Linked DNA regions of Homo sapiens: regions 1 and 3 are each linked to region 2. Evidence: chromatin contacts called from ENCODE Hi-C data. All regions are on one chromosome and are shown on one strand. Each heading gives the region's core, a stretch centred on a gene start or an enhancer-like site at or near the end of the contact. The rest is flanking DNA. Distances are from core to core; before and after follow the strand shown.

Region 1 (3,911 bases), core at 1,281-3,780, 270 kb after region 2:
ACCCCGGCCCGCGAGGTGGACAGCTCAGGGCTCTGCCAGGCACCTGAGGCTTCTGGATTCTTAAGGGTCAGGGAGGGGAGACTCCAGAGTCCCGCAAAGTGAGATGAGACAGAGTTGGCTCAGCACTAAAGGGGCGGTGCTTGGTTAGGACATGGCCTGGACCCCTAGAATGACAAAGCCGCCTTCTACTGCCCAGTCTGGCTGCTCCTTGGGCCACCGTGTGGCACTGGGCTAGCGTGGGTTGAGTCTGCAGCCACCCAGGCCTGAGGGACCACGGATGCACTTTGGGCAGGGGAGCCAGACAACTTCAGGCTCGTCTGCATCTCCATGGGGGGCTGCCTGGCATTGCAGGTGGGCCCAGGCCTCACCTGGGCACACTCACTTATCCCAGGGCCCTCCGTCCATCTGCCCTCAGGTGACCCAGGTGCGATTTCCACCACCCCCACCTCCACAGCTGTGCTGCCTTTGTGCCTCTCTGATCCCCATTTCTTCCTCACTGATCTGGGACCTTGTGGGCAGGGTGTCACCTGGTCATGTGGGTAGAGGGCTCGGCTGTGGGCCCCATGCGTGGGAACTATTTGGCACCCGTGAGCCGGCATGGGTGGTGGTCTGGCTGCGGGGCCAGGCCACCTGGGCCAGACTCGGCCTTCTCTCGGGGAGAGAGGATACCTGCGTGGAACCTGGGATATCCCTGGGGTGGGCTTGGGCTGGCAGGAGGTGGGGGTGCCGTCCTGGGGCTGGGATGGCTGGGCTTCCCCTCCTGCTCTGAGTGGCTGTGGCCCCGACACCTGCACACCTGCCAGATACCCACAGGGCTGCCTCTGGGGCCAGGGGAGGGAGGGGCTGGGGTGTCTGTGTGGTCGTTGGCTGGCTTGGCCTCCCTGCCACTGGGGCAGTCCCCGCCTCACCAAGTTGTCACAGGAAAGTGGAGGTCAGTTAATGAACTCCTAGCCAACAGACCACATGCGCCTGAGAGCCCACTCAGGAACCTCCCCCGGCGGATGCAGCTGTGTTCTTGTTGGCACTCAGGGACTCCACCCTGGCCACCTCCCTGCTCTCCTGCGTACTTCCAGTCCATCAGCAAATCCTGACACCTCTGCCCTAAAATATCTCAATTCCAGCCTTCTGCCCACACCTGAGGCAACCCCCGGCCTGAGCTCGTCATTGCTCTCCAGTAACTTTGCAGTAGCCTCCTCCTGGGTCTCCCTGCTCCTGCCTCCCTCTACTCCCTTCAGTTTATCTTCCAAGCAGCAGCCAGAGGGCTCTTATAAAGGCAGACGACTGCATCCCCCTGTGTGTTCCCCCCTGTGCTCCAAACCATCCATGGCTCCTGTCTCAAGCAGGAAAAAGCCAAAATCCTTGCCATGGGCTGCAGGTCCGGCGTGATCCAGCCCCGTCACCTCCCTGACCTCATCTCCCTGCAGCAGCCCTCTCAACCGCTCACGTACAGCCTCCCAGGCCACCCTGGAGTTCCTCAAACACGCCAGGCACATTCCCACCTGGGGACCTTTGCACCGGCTGTGCCCTCCGCAGGAGCGCCCTCCCCCAGGCACATTCCTCTTTCCTCGCTCCTTCCAGCCCTGGCTGCCCTCCAGGGCCTGCATGGCAGGGGAGACCTGTGGCTAGCCCTGTGGGGACTCTCGAGGCCACTCATGGCTGAGGCTGCAGCCCCACCACGTCCTCCTGGGGTGTGAGATTCAGCCACAGGGGCCCTGCCGGCCTTGAAGGGGGTCTCTGTGGCCTGGGGCTTGGGCCGCCTGCACTTGGGTCTGGGCTTGGGACTGGTGTCGATGCCAGTTCCTCTCGGGCACTGCCCCCTCGGGTACCCCAGCCAGCATCCCTGCCCCGACGCCCAACCCTTCCAGCACATCCTTCCTGCCCTTCCTCCCCTTCCTTCTCTCCTTCTACACCTTCCTCCCTCCTTCTTCCTCCCTCTCTTTCTTTCCACCCAAACAGCCCCCCTGTCCTGCTCACTCCCCTTCACCCCCTGCTTCCTCAGCTCCTGCCATCTCTCCCTGCTCATCCCCTGGGGCAACCTCCCTACCACAGAGCCACTCCCAGCCACCACCCAGCGCCACCCAGCCCATCTGCCTGCGGCCATCTGTCCTTGCCTTCATTACCTGCCCCTCCCCCTCACCTCCCAGCCGCCCCTCACCCATGGGTTCTGCCTGCCATCATCTCCCACCAGTGGCCTTGCCCCTCCCCCATCCACTCACCTCCCCCATTCCCTTGCTCCCCCACCCCCTACCCCCATCCGCTCCCCCTCCTTCCCCCACTCGCCTGGAGTCCAGGGTCCTGTGAGCCCAGTCAGCCCTTGCAGGAACTCACAACTCACAGCCGGACAAGGGCGCCTGGGGGTGCTTGGCCCGTGGCCATTTCTTGGCTGGAGAACGACACCTCCCACGTGTGTGTCCAGCCTGGGGCCTGCCACGCCTCCAGTGCCCTCCACAGCCCTTTGATTTCACTCCTCTTTGAAACAGAAAGTGGAACCTAGACGGTGGCGGTGGTGAGGATGTGCACAGATTAAGCACCTGTGGTTTGCTGCTGTGGGAGTTTGCTGTGGTTTCAGTAAAGCTCAGGACATACCAGGCTGGAGGCTTGTTCTCTCTCCAGCTTCCACAGAGGATGCCGATGGCAGGGCTGGTGGGGGAATCGCAGGCAGTGTCCCCAGAGGCTTCAGTCCCCCAGGGTCACTCAGCCACCCAGCTGTGTCTGACTGCCCAGGCCAGGGTGGGGCTGTGGCCAGGTGGCATCCTAATCCTTGTTGTAGCCTGGTGCCCGGCCAGCTGTGACACGGGCCCCTCCCTGCACAGCCCTGGGGCACCCTAAGCTCCTTAGCAGCCTCAGGGCAAAGGCCATCCTCCTCCTGCAGCGGGAGTAGGGGTGGGCGGTGGGGACTGGGAGACAGCCCCGGGGAGGGAAGTGGCCACTCAGGCCTACAGGGTCCCCTTTTCTGCCCAGTGCGGCCGGATTGGATTGAATGGTTGACCCCTAGGGTGAGGCACCTCCTTTATCAGGAGGCTGGCACGCAGGAGGCATTCACGCAGTGGTAAGAATGCTGCAGTGATGGCGGGTGCCATTAAGTGAGCGCCGACTGCCTGCCACGTGCCAAGTCATGCCCAGCCAGTGTCATTCCCTGATCTCTTCCCAGCCCAAGGAGGCTGGGTCTGTGACCCCCTTTTGTAGACGGCCCCAGGCTGAGCGAGCTGGACGTGGGGGAACGGGATTCAGGCCCAGGCAGCTGGGAGTGCACCCCATGCCTGCCTCCAGGTTGACCTGCTGCTGTGGGTCTCCCCTCTGGTCTCCCTGGTGGGGTGCCCTCCTCCCTCTGCCTGGCATCCCCCATTAGCACTGGAATCTGCTTTCTCCTCTTTTGTTTTGTTTTGTTGTTACAGAAGGCAGGAGAGAATTTTAGCTCAGCCTCCTGGGAGAGATGTTTCCATTTGAACAACTCCCCTGAAGTGGGGCCTGGATGGATAGCAGGCCAGGGTGTGTGTGTGCATGCGCGCGCGCGTGCGTGTGTGTGCGCGTTTGTGTGTGGGTGCGGGTGTGTGTGTGCGTGTGCGCGCATGTGCGTGTGTATGCGCGCATGTGCCTGTGTGTGTCCCTGCGTGTTTGTGTGTGTGTGTGTATGCGTGTGTGCACACATGTGCCTGTGTGCGTGCATGTACCTGTGTGTGCGTGCGTGTGTCCATGCGTGTTTGTGTGTGTGCGTGAGTGTGCATGTGTTGCACGTGTGTATGTGTGTTTGTGTGCGCACGTGTGTGCATGTGTCCGTGCATGTGCGTGAGTGTGCATGTGTGTATATGCATGTGTGCGTGTGTTTGTGTGTGCGTGTGTGTGCATGTGCACGTGTGTGTGCATGTGTTTGTGCGCAGGCAGCTCAGGGCCCAGCCTTGGAGGGTGACCAA
Region 2 (4,108 bases), core at 367-2,866:
CAAAATACGTGTTTATTTAAATCGAGGAGTGGGGCTTACTTCTGGGGAGAGTCTGGGGGCAGATGTGTCCCTGCCTATGTTCTGTTCTTGCATTGGGGGTAGCTTCATGAGTGTCCATTATATTGTGAAACAAATTCAAAACCACAAAAAGAAATGAAGAAATAAACCCATAAAACAAAACAGGTCAGGCTTCACCAACCATGGGAGTGAGTCACAAGACAATGATTAATCCGATTTTATGCACCTGAGGTCATGAAAGAACTCATGTGGACCATTACTACCATGTGCAGGTTTATTCATCAAGAGGGGAGTGAGGGCCCCGCTGCTGTCCACAAATAAGCTGTGGCCTCTGCTGTCTGTTGCCTCCGCTTTTCTCAGACGCCTCTGCCTCTGGGAATTAGGGGTAGTTGCTAAGATCTATTGAACAGTTGCTGTGTGCCAAGTCTGTTAGCTTAAGCTCTCACGCTGGTGCCTCTGAAGTCCCCTTTTACAGATGTGGAGACTGAGTCTGGGAGGTTCAGTGATTGCCCAAGGTGTGGAGGGGCTTGGGGTTGGAGCCCCAGGTGCACATCTGTCCACACAGGCCCTTTGCGGGGCTGAAGCAGGATTACTCTGAACATCCAAGTCAAGGCCACCCCGGGATTTCATCCAACAACGAAAGCCAAGTTCAAGGTGTCTTGGTTTCTTCTGAAATTGCCCTAACCTTACCTGTTAAAGGCCTGGCTGACTTGTGCTGTTCTTTTTCTTGAAGAAGTCCCCAAAAGATGAAATCACAAAGTCCAGAGCGGTGAAGACATTGCCCAAGACCCACAGCAGAGGCAGGATTCAAACCTGGCTCCCCTCCTCCAGGAAGTCCTCCAAGCCTGCTGCAGTTCCCCAACTCCCACAGAACTCAGGGGCTTAGGGACATGTCAGCAGAGCCTGTTTGCTTTCTAACCCAACACTACGGGTCGCCAGCCCCTCATAGGCAGAGCTCAGACCTTTGACTTTTCTGTATGTTCCTCCTCTCACCTCTCTGATCCTCTCCTGTCAGGTCAGTGTGAGCTGGGCGCACATGAGGCATCCAACAGGCCCTTTGCGTGTGAGTGGGCAGTGCAGTGAGGCAGCCTGCGGCTCAGGCATGGGGCCCCCTGAGCATTTACCCTTGTCTCCCCCACTTCAAATTGTTCGGGAACAGAGACACCCAACTCTGCGAATTACACTGAAACCAGGAAGGTCCCACTCACTCCCTAAAAGAATAAATCAAATGACAGCTAACAGCGACCAAACCCTTTCTATGTGCTCTGCACTCTGCCTGGAGGAGTATGTTTAACACGCAAGAGGGCCTCTCTATCATTACTATCCTCCCCATTTTAGAGAAGGAAACAGGCACAGAGAGGCTGAGTGACTGGCTCAAGGTCACACAGCTAAAAAGAGAGGGAGCCAGGATGTGAGTCCTCCTTGGGGTGGAAAGCCTCCAGCGAGGGCTGTGGTTTTGGCTTCCCATGGGGGAGGCTGGGGAACGAGGCCAGGAGGCCCCTGAGGCTGATTCTGGGTCTCTGTCACGTGGTTTCTCTTGGGTCAGCCAGCGGGGGTGGGCAGCTCTGAATGCAGGCTCAGCCCAGGCCAAGGAATGTCGCAGCGGCTGTGGCTCAGCGGGCCAGCCAGAGCGGAGGCTGGGGGAGGGAGTGGCGTCTTGGCAGCCGTGACAAATAGAAAACAGATTGTGTTTCCCTTTGCTTCCACCCCCAGCCGGGGGAGGGGATGTGCCGGAACCCAATTACCCACTTACAATGGATGCTCTATTGTGGAACGGGAGGCAAGGTCGGGGCAGGGGGAGCAGGCCCTGCCCGGGGCGCGGTGTCCCTGGCACGGCCCCGTTGCTCGCCCGCCCTGGCTGACCTCCCTTCCTCCTGACTCTGCTGCCAGCCCCGCCGCCCCCTCTCCTAGCTCACAAAGACCCAGCGCCCTTTCCAAAACTGGGTCTTCCTTCCAGGCAGCCTTGATTCTCGCTGTGGAGCCGCAAGGACTGTGGATCCTTGTCTGAGCACTAAAGTCCAGCAAAGGTTTCTGTCATTCCTTCCTTCCTTCATTCATTCTTTCACTCATTCATTCCTCCCCCACCAGCCCCCTAATCTCTCTCCTCTCTCTATCTTGTTAATGATCTGGAAATATTTGAGCATCCAGGCAGCTTGGTTCCCATCGAGATCCACTCATTGATTCACTAAATATTTACTAAGCACCCACTATGTGCAGGCACTAAGAATCTGTTCATTTACCACTGTTTGTGGAGTACCTACTGTGCGTGAGGCCCTAGACAGACTTGCATTCACTTAGCAGGTATTTGTGGAGCATCCACAGAGATACATGTTTGTCCAGTATTTGTGGAGCGCGTACTATACGCCAGGGAGTCATTCATTCATTTACCAAGCGTTGGGGGGGGCACCTACTACGCTCTGGGTGTTGGGGTGCCACAGTGAACAGGACAGACATGGTCTCTGCCCTCAGGCATCTTATGGTCCAGTGGGCAGGGGCAGACTCTTAACAACAATTTGATGTGCTGTGCATTTATTGCACACCAACTGTGTGCAGGCTTCTTGGAGGGCAGGATTAGAGATGCACGCTGGTCAATGTGAACAGCCTGAGCATGAATCAGACCTAGATTGGGACTGGGGTGCCGACTGCATCACCAAAGAAGGAGACTGACTTCACCTCCAAGACCTCAGTTTACTCAGCTGTAAAATGGGTGGTGGTGAGACTTAGCCAAGGGGCCTGGGAAATAGGAGTTTGCTTCTGTTGGGGACAGCTGTTGCTTTTACCAACTCAGCATCTGTTCCTCCTGGTAATGGCGCCCCGGATCTCGTTGAGGAAAACAGCTTTCTTCTTTTCTCTCATCATCTGTAGTTCAGGTGGGGCTGACCCCGCCTCCCTGGCTCCTGGAGGAGCACATGACCAAGGCTTGGCCAATCAGGTCATCCCATCCTCTGACAGCAGTCATTGGTCCAAAGGAGGGTCACATGATGTAGTCGGGTATCAGTGAGATTCTTACCTTAGGACGGGAGAGCCTGCCTGAGAATAAAACCAACCCAGAGGGCCAGGCGTGGTGTCTCATGCTTGTAATCTCAGCACTTTGGGAGGCCAAGGTGGGCAGATCACCTGAGGTCAGGAGTTCGAGACCCTGTCTCTACCAAAAAATACAAGGGAGGCTGAGGCAGGAGAATTGCTTGAACCCGGAAGGCAGAGGTTGCAGTGAGCCAAGACTATGCCAATGCACTCTAGCCTGGGCAACAAAAGCGAGACTCCATCTAAAAAAACCCAAAACAACAACAACAACAACACCCAGAGGAATGGAGAGAATGAGTCCTGGTGGTGCCATTGTGAGCCCCTGGATCCAGCTGTGCCTGAAACTCACCCAACCCCTGGACTTTTCAGTAACATGAGCCGATAAACTCTCTCCGTCGCTTCAGCCACTTTGAATTGGGAATTTTGTCACTTGAAGCCAGGAGCCCTGACTGACAAATAGGCCTTTTCTCTCCCCTTATTTCATAAAACACCACGCGTGGAACAAGCAAAATTAATGCCCCTGCTTCCTAAACAGCCGATGAGCAATGGCTAATGGTAGAGGCTGGGCAATGACTCCTTTCTCTTTGGTGCATGAGGACATCCATTCTCTGGCCGGCCCCTGACCTCGCCTCACTGAGCTGGAGCAGAAATCACTTAACCTTCCAGGCCTCGGCGTTTAGAGGTTTGTGATGGATGGTGCTTGGCCTCGTGGGCAGAAATGGAAAATTCTCGGCCGTCTGATCTGTCCCTTCTTTCTGCTTTTCACGGCTGGCCCAGGCAGGAGTCAGTGGCGGGATTCGGAGATGGCAAGCGTGCTCTGTCAAGGGCCAGATAGTCAATATTCTAGGCTTTGTGCGTCATGAGGCCTCTGTTGTGCATTCTTTGTTATTTTTTGTTTTGTTTGTAAAAACTCCTTAAAAATGTAAAGAATGACCAGGTGCGGTGGCTCATGCCTGTCATCCCATTGCTTTGGGAGGCCTATGCAGGAGGATCACTTGAGGCCAGGAGTTTGAGACCATCCTGGGCAACGTAGTGAGACCCAGTGTTTAAAAAAAAATTAGCCGGG
Region 3 (4,373 bases), core at 156-2,655, 400 kb after region 2:
ACGCCGTCCACTCCCCTGCGGCCACCGGTCAGCCAGGTTTCTCATCTCCGTTTTTATCTGAAATCTCCCGATGTTTAAACATCGGCGATTAATTTGGAACGTTTTCTGAACAGCAACCTAGTACCCTCCTGTTGGCAACCCCTGGAGTAGCTCACGGGCCGTGGGCCACACGAAGCAATGGTTGAAAAGCCCGAGAGCCTGTCAGTTGCTCATTCCCTCTGAGGGGTGGGGCGGGGGCTCCCGGGGCTCATTTCTGATAGCTCTGGACTCGGCTGCCCTGGAAGGAGAGCCCTGGCTAGATGGGCAAAGCCCAGCCTTTACCTTCGGGGGCCACCTCCGTCTGTTCACCTCTCTGCCTGTCCGGGGAGCAGTGAGCCGGGCCCATGTAGGCTCCTTTGGCCTGGCGAGGCCACCCCTGCCACCCCTCACCACTGCCTGCAACACACACCTCTCCGTGCACACGCAGACTTGTGGTCGGACACTCACATGCACATCGGCACAGGTTTCTGGGTGTGACACGTGTATACATACAAAGCCGTGTACTGCCTGCACCCTGGTACATGTGTGTACATGGACCCACTTAGTTCTCAGCAGCCAGGCTCACGTGCATGTGCCCACATCCACTCCTGCACACACAAGACCCGTGCCAGTGCACATGCGTGCTCCTGCCTGCCACACGTCCACACACTGCTGATGTATCGGTGCACACGCGTGCTCCTGCCTGCCCGCACCTCCACTCTGCTGTATCGGTGCACGCGTGCTGCTGCCTGCCACACATCCACACTCTGCTGCTGATGTATCGGTGCACGTGTGCTCCTGCCTGCCACACATCCACACACTGCTGATGCGTCCTTGCTCACGTGCATGTGTGTGCACTTGTTCACGCCCCATGTCGGCACCCGTGGGTGTGGACACAGACTCACGTGCTCATGTGGTCACAGGCACACCCTTGCTTGCAGACAGAGCACCCTGGAGGGCTAGGGTACAGGGTGCAGGCAGCGTGCCCTGCATCTCCCACCGTGCAACCCCCTGGAAAAGCTCCTGGGTCCTGCTGGCAGGCCCCCAGGGCCTGCAGGCTGCCAGCTCCCTCTGGAGGCCTCGGCTGTGAGGCTTTGTGACGGGGCCAGCATGGAAGCACTGCTGGCTCCTGCCTACCGGCTCTGCCTGTCCTGCCTGCCCACCGTGGTCCTGGGCCCGTGCCCAGCTCCTCACCGAGTGCTTTGTGTGGTTTCCAGGTGGCATGTCTGTGACCCAGTGCTCCAAGGAGGACGGCAGAAGCAGCTCAGGACCCCCCCATGAGACGGCCGCCCCCAAGCGCACCTATGACATGATGGAGGGCCGCGTGGGCAGAGCCATCTCCTCAGCCAGCATCGAAGGTGATAGCAGGGAGGAGACTTCATCTCTCGGTGCCCCCTGGTGGGCGGTGGGGGGATGGCTGACCCCGTTTTACAGATGGGGAAACCGAGGCTGGGCTTTCTGAGGCTCCATCTGGAGGTAGCGCAGGGACCTTCCCGTGCTGGGTCCTACTCCACCATCATCGTGGGGATGACCACTGGCGGCTGTAAACACTGACCCCTGTCACTGCCCAGTGTCGGCTCAGGGAGCCACGGAATGATGGCCTCACCCTCTCCTACCCAGGTCTCATGGGCCGTGCCATCCCGCCGGAGCGACACAGCCCCCACCACCTCAAAGAGCAGCACCACATCCGCGGGTCCATCACACAAGGTACTGCCCTGTTCCCTGCTCCCTCGTTGCCCCCAACGGGTGTACAGTCACGCAGGGCGCGGGAGGGAGAGACACAGCCAGAGTGTGGTGGGAACTCAGGACAAGTATGCAGAAAGGCCTGCAGCACACATGTACATGATCAGTACGTGAGCTACGGAGCAAGGGTGTCTCTTACTTATTTCAAAACAAAAACAAAAAGCAAAATACCACCGATCACCCCTGTGCTTTTAGGTGTCACATAGCAACTGTCCTGTGCTTGGCACTAACCCAGGTGCCACCTGCGTATCGTTTTACAGAACATCCTGGTGAGGCACATGCGATTGGGAGAGGCTTGGAGAGCTCCGAGAACTCTTTCAGGTTCTCGCGGCTGGTCCATGGCACAGCCAGCTACTGTGAACTTGGCAGCTTTGTGGGTTTTATTTTTTATTTTTTTATTTTGTTGTTGTTGTTGCTGTTTGAGACAGGGTCTCATTCTGTTGCCCAGGCTGGAGTGCAGTGGCACGATCTCAGCTCACTGCAGCCTCCGCCTTTCAGGCTTAAACAATCCTCCCACTTCAGCCTCCCAAGTAGCTGGGACCACAGATGCACACCACCACATCTAGCTAATTTTTGTATTTTTGTAGAGGTGGGGTTTCACCATGTTGCCCAGGCTGGTCTCGAACTCCTGAGCTCAAGCTGTCTGCCTGCCGCAGCCCCCCAGAGTGTTGGGATTACAGGCGTGAGCTACTGCACCCAGCCTGTGGTTTTAGCTTCATGATTTCATAGTGTTCCCGACTTGCTGAGGTGGTTCAGTTAATATTCTTGTTTTATGTGTGAAGAAGCTGAGGCCCAGAGAGGTCAGATTTCCTGGTCAAGGTCACACAGCAAGTGGGGATTTGAACTCAGGCAGACTAGCTCCAGAACCCACTGGTGTGGAGGCTCTTGATGGGTCTGGGTGGGGCGGGGCGTGAGGGTCAGTGCTGTCGGCCCGGCAGGGATCCCTCGGTCCTACGTGGAGGCACAGGAGGACTACCTGCGTCGGGAGGCCAAGCTCCTAAAGCGGGAGGGCACGCCTCCGCCCCCACCGCCCTCACGGGACCTGACCGAGGCCTACAAGACGCAGGCCCTGGGCCCCCTGAAGCTGAAGCCGGCCCATGAGGGCCTGGTGGCCACGGTGAAGGAGGCGGGCCGCTCCATCCATGAGATCCCGCGCGAGGAGCTGCGGCACACGCCCGAGCTGCCCCTGGCCCCGCGGCCGCTCAAGGAGGGCTCCATCACGCAGGTATGGCCCAGGGCCAGGCACACGGGCCCAGTTCTAGGAGGGGTGGCGGTGGCTGTGGGGCACTGCCCTGGGCCTCTCCACATGGGGAAACCGAGGCTGAGAGCCCTCGCGTACCTTACAGTCACCCAGCTGCTCATCACCGGGCCTCAGCTGTGCGTGTTCCAGGGCTGCGCAGGGGGCACCAGGCTCCTGACCTGATTCTACTGAACTCACATTGTTCCCATTCTTCAGGGAGGGAAACTGAGTCCCAGAGAGGCCAGGCAGGCTTCCAAGGCCACAGGACTAAACATAGTGACGAGTAACTGCCTCCGTTGAATCTTTGTGAGGGTCCAGGTGCGGCCTGAGGATGTTGCATGCGTTCATTGTTTCACCCCCTAGCAATGCTCTGAGGTCGTTTTCTTAATGACCTTATTTTATTGCTGAGTAAATTGAGGTTCAGAGAGGTTCAACGACTCACCCAGAGTCACGCAGCAAATGCAGTTGTGAAACCCAAATTCAGATGTTCCTACAGCCGCAGCATCCACTGCACCCACCAGCAGGTTGCACCACAAGAGGCCCCAGTCCCCCCAGGCGGCCCCAGCTCAGTAGGGGAAGTTCCGTGCCGATGGTACGAGGACGAGGAGCTGTTCGGTGGAAAGCCCCTGAAGGCCACTGTCCTTCCACATGGGCAGAGGTGGCCTCTTGTGAAGGGGAAGGAGAATGGGAGCCACCACGGGGCTGTGGGGCTGTGAGGCGGAAGGACTGGGGTGGGTGTCCCGGGAGGGGTTCCAGCTTGTAGGAAGGTTTTGAAGCCAGGGAGAAGGCAGAAGCAGTAAGATCCCTGATTGCCAGGGGAAGGGTTTGGCTCTCAGCCCCTAGGCAATTATGGAGTCCTTGGAAGCATCCACCGCATGACCAAGACAGGGTCCAGATTCTAGAATATTCTTTTGAAAAACAAGGGCAGTTCCCCTTCTTACGACAGTAATGAAGACATCCCTAAATAGAGTTTTGTTGCTTGCAAAGCCCTAAAGTCCCACCATATCAAGTGTCTCCGAAGCCTGCTGAAAAGAGGCAGGGGACCTGGTGGCCTGGCTACGAAGGTCCCAGTCTGGACTGTGACCCCCCCATTTCCTCACCATCCTTTCTGTCTGGAGGGCAAACACCTCAGCCCTGACCTCAGTGTCCCTGGGGCTGAAAGCCTCAGGGCGGGTAGTATTGGGTCTGGGTGCTGACTTTTTCTGCTTGGCATTGGGTGGGCCATGGAGGGTCCCAGGCTGAACAGAGGAATGTTTTTTACCCACATGAGGGTGTTGGGCTTCTTTCTCGCAAACTCCAGGGACCATCAGAGAGCCCACCACTCGCGGCAGGGAGAGTTGACTGTTGAACTTTTTACCCCTTTCTGCAGTCC

Evidence for each region. A loop is a pair of places that touch in the nucleus more often than their neighbours do. Pooled maps may share reads with other maps.
Region 1: a loop to region 2 is called in a map with no recorded cell type, with 4 times the contacts of the local background. The contact joins two enhancer-like sites. A Hi-C loop is called at or near these places in 4 of 168 maps with a recorded cell type or tissue (DLD1, astrocyte of the cerebellum, endothelial cell of hepatic sinusoid and 1 more), 2 of 37 single-sample maps with no recorded cell type and 5 of 50 pooled maps.
Region 3: a pooled map shows a loop between it and region 2 (2.5-fold over the local background). The contact joins two enhancer-like sites. A Hi-C loop is called at or near these places in 3 of 168 maps with a recorded cell type or tissue (endometrial microvascular endothelial cells, endothelial cell of hepatic sinusoid and vagina) and 3 of 50 pooled maps.

The regions. Positions count from the first base shown.
Region 1 is chr12:124,479,175-124,483,085 of GRCh38, reverse strand. All of the region lies in intron 5 of NCOR2 (nuclear receptor corepressor 2), which reads left to right. Among named protein-coding and RNA genes, the nearest start is that of NCOR2, 86 kb to the left of the region's middle. RefSeq lists enhancers at 827-916, 927-1,116, 2,198-2,705, 2,706-3,215, 3,725-3,911. Within about 2 kb of position 2,530, at least 16 of the 41 ENCODE cell types and tissues checked have a DNase peak (open chromatin) inside an H3K27ac peak, as active enhancers do.
Region 2 is chr12:124,743,704-124,747,811 of GRCh38, reverse strand. No RefSeq gene overlaps it. Among named protein-coding and RNA genes, the nearest start is that of SCARB1, 120 kb to the left of the region's middle. RefSeq lists an enhancer at 2,831-2,880. Within about 2 kb of position 1,616, at least 33 of the 41 ENCODE cell types and tissues checked have a DNase peak (open chromatin) inside an H3K27ac peak, as active enhancers do.
Region 3 is chr12:124,345,177-124,349,549 of GRCh38, reverse strand. It overlaps NCOR2 (nuclear receptor corepressor 2), which reads left to right. Exons shown (of 49, transcript NM_006312.6): 31 at 1,236-1,376; 32 at 1,639-1,725; 33 at 2,700-2,986. Among named protein-coding and RNA genes, the nearest start is that of MIR6880, 10 kb to the right of the region's middle. RefSeq lists a silencer at 1,233-1,527. Within about 2 kb of position 1,405, at least 3 of the 41 ENCODE cell types and tissues checked have a DNase peak (open chromatin) inside an H3K27ac peak, as active enhancers do.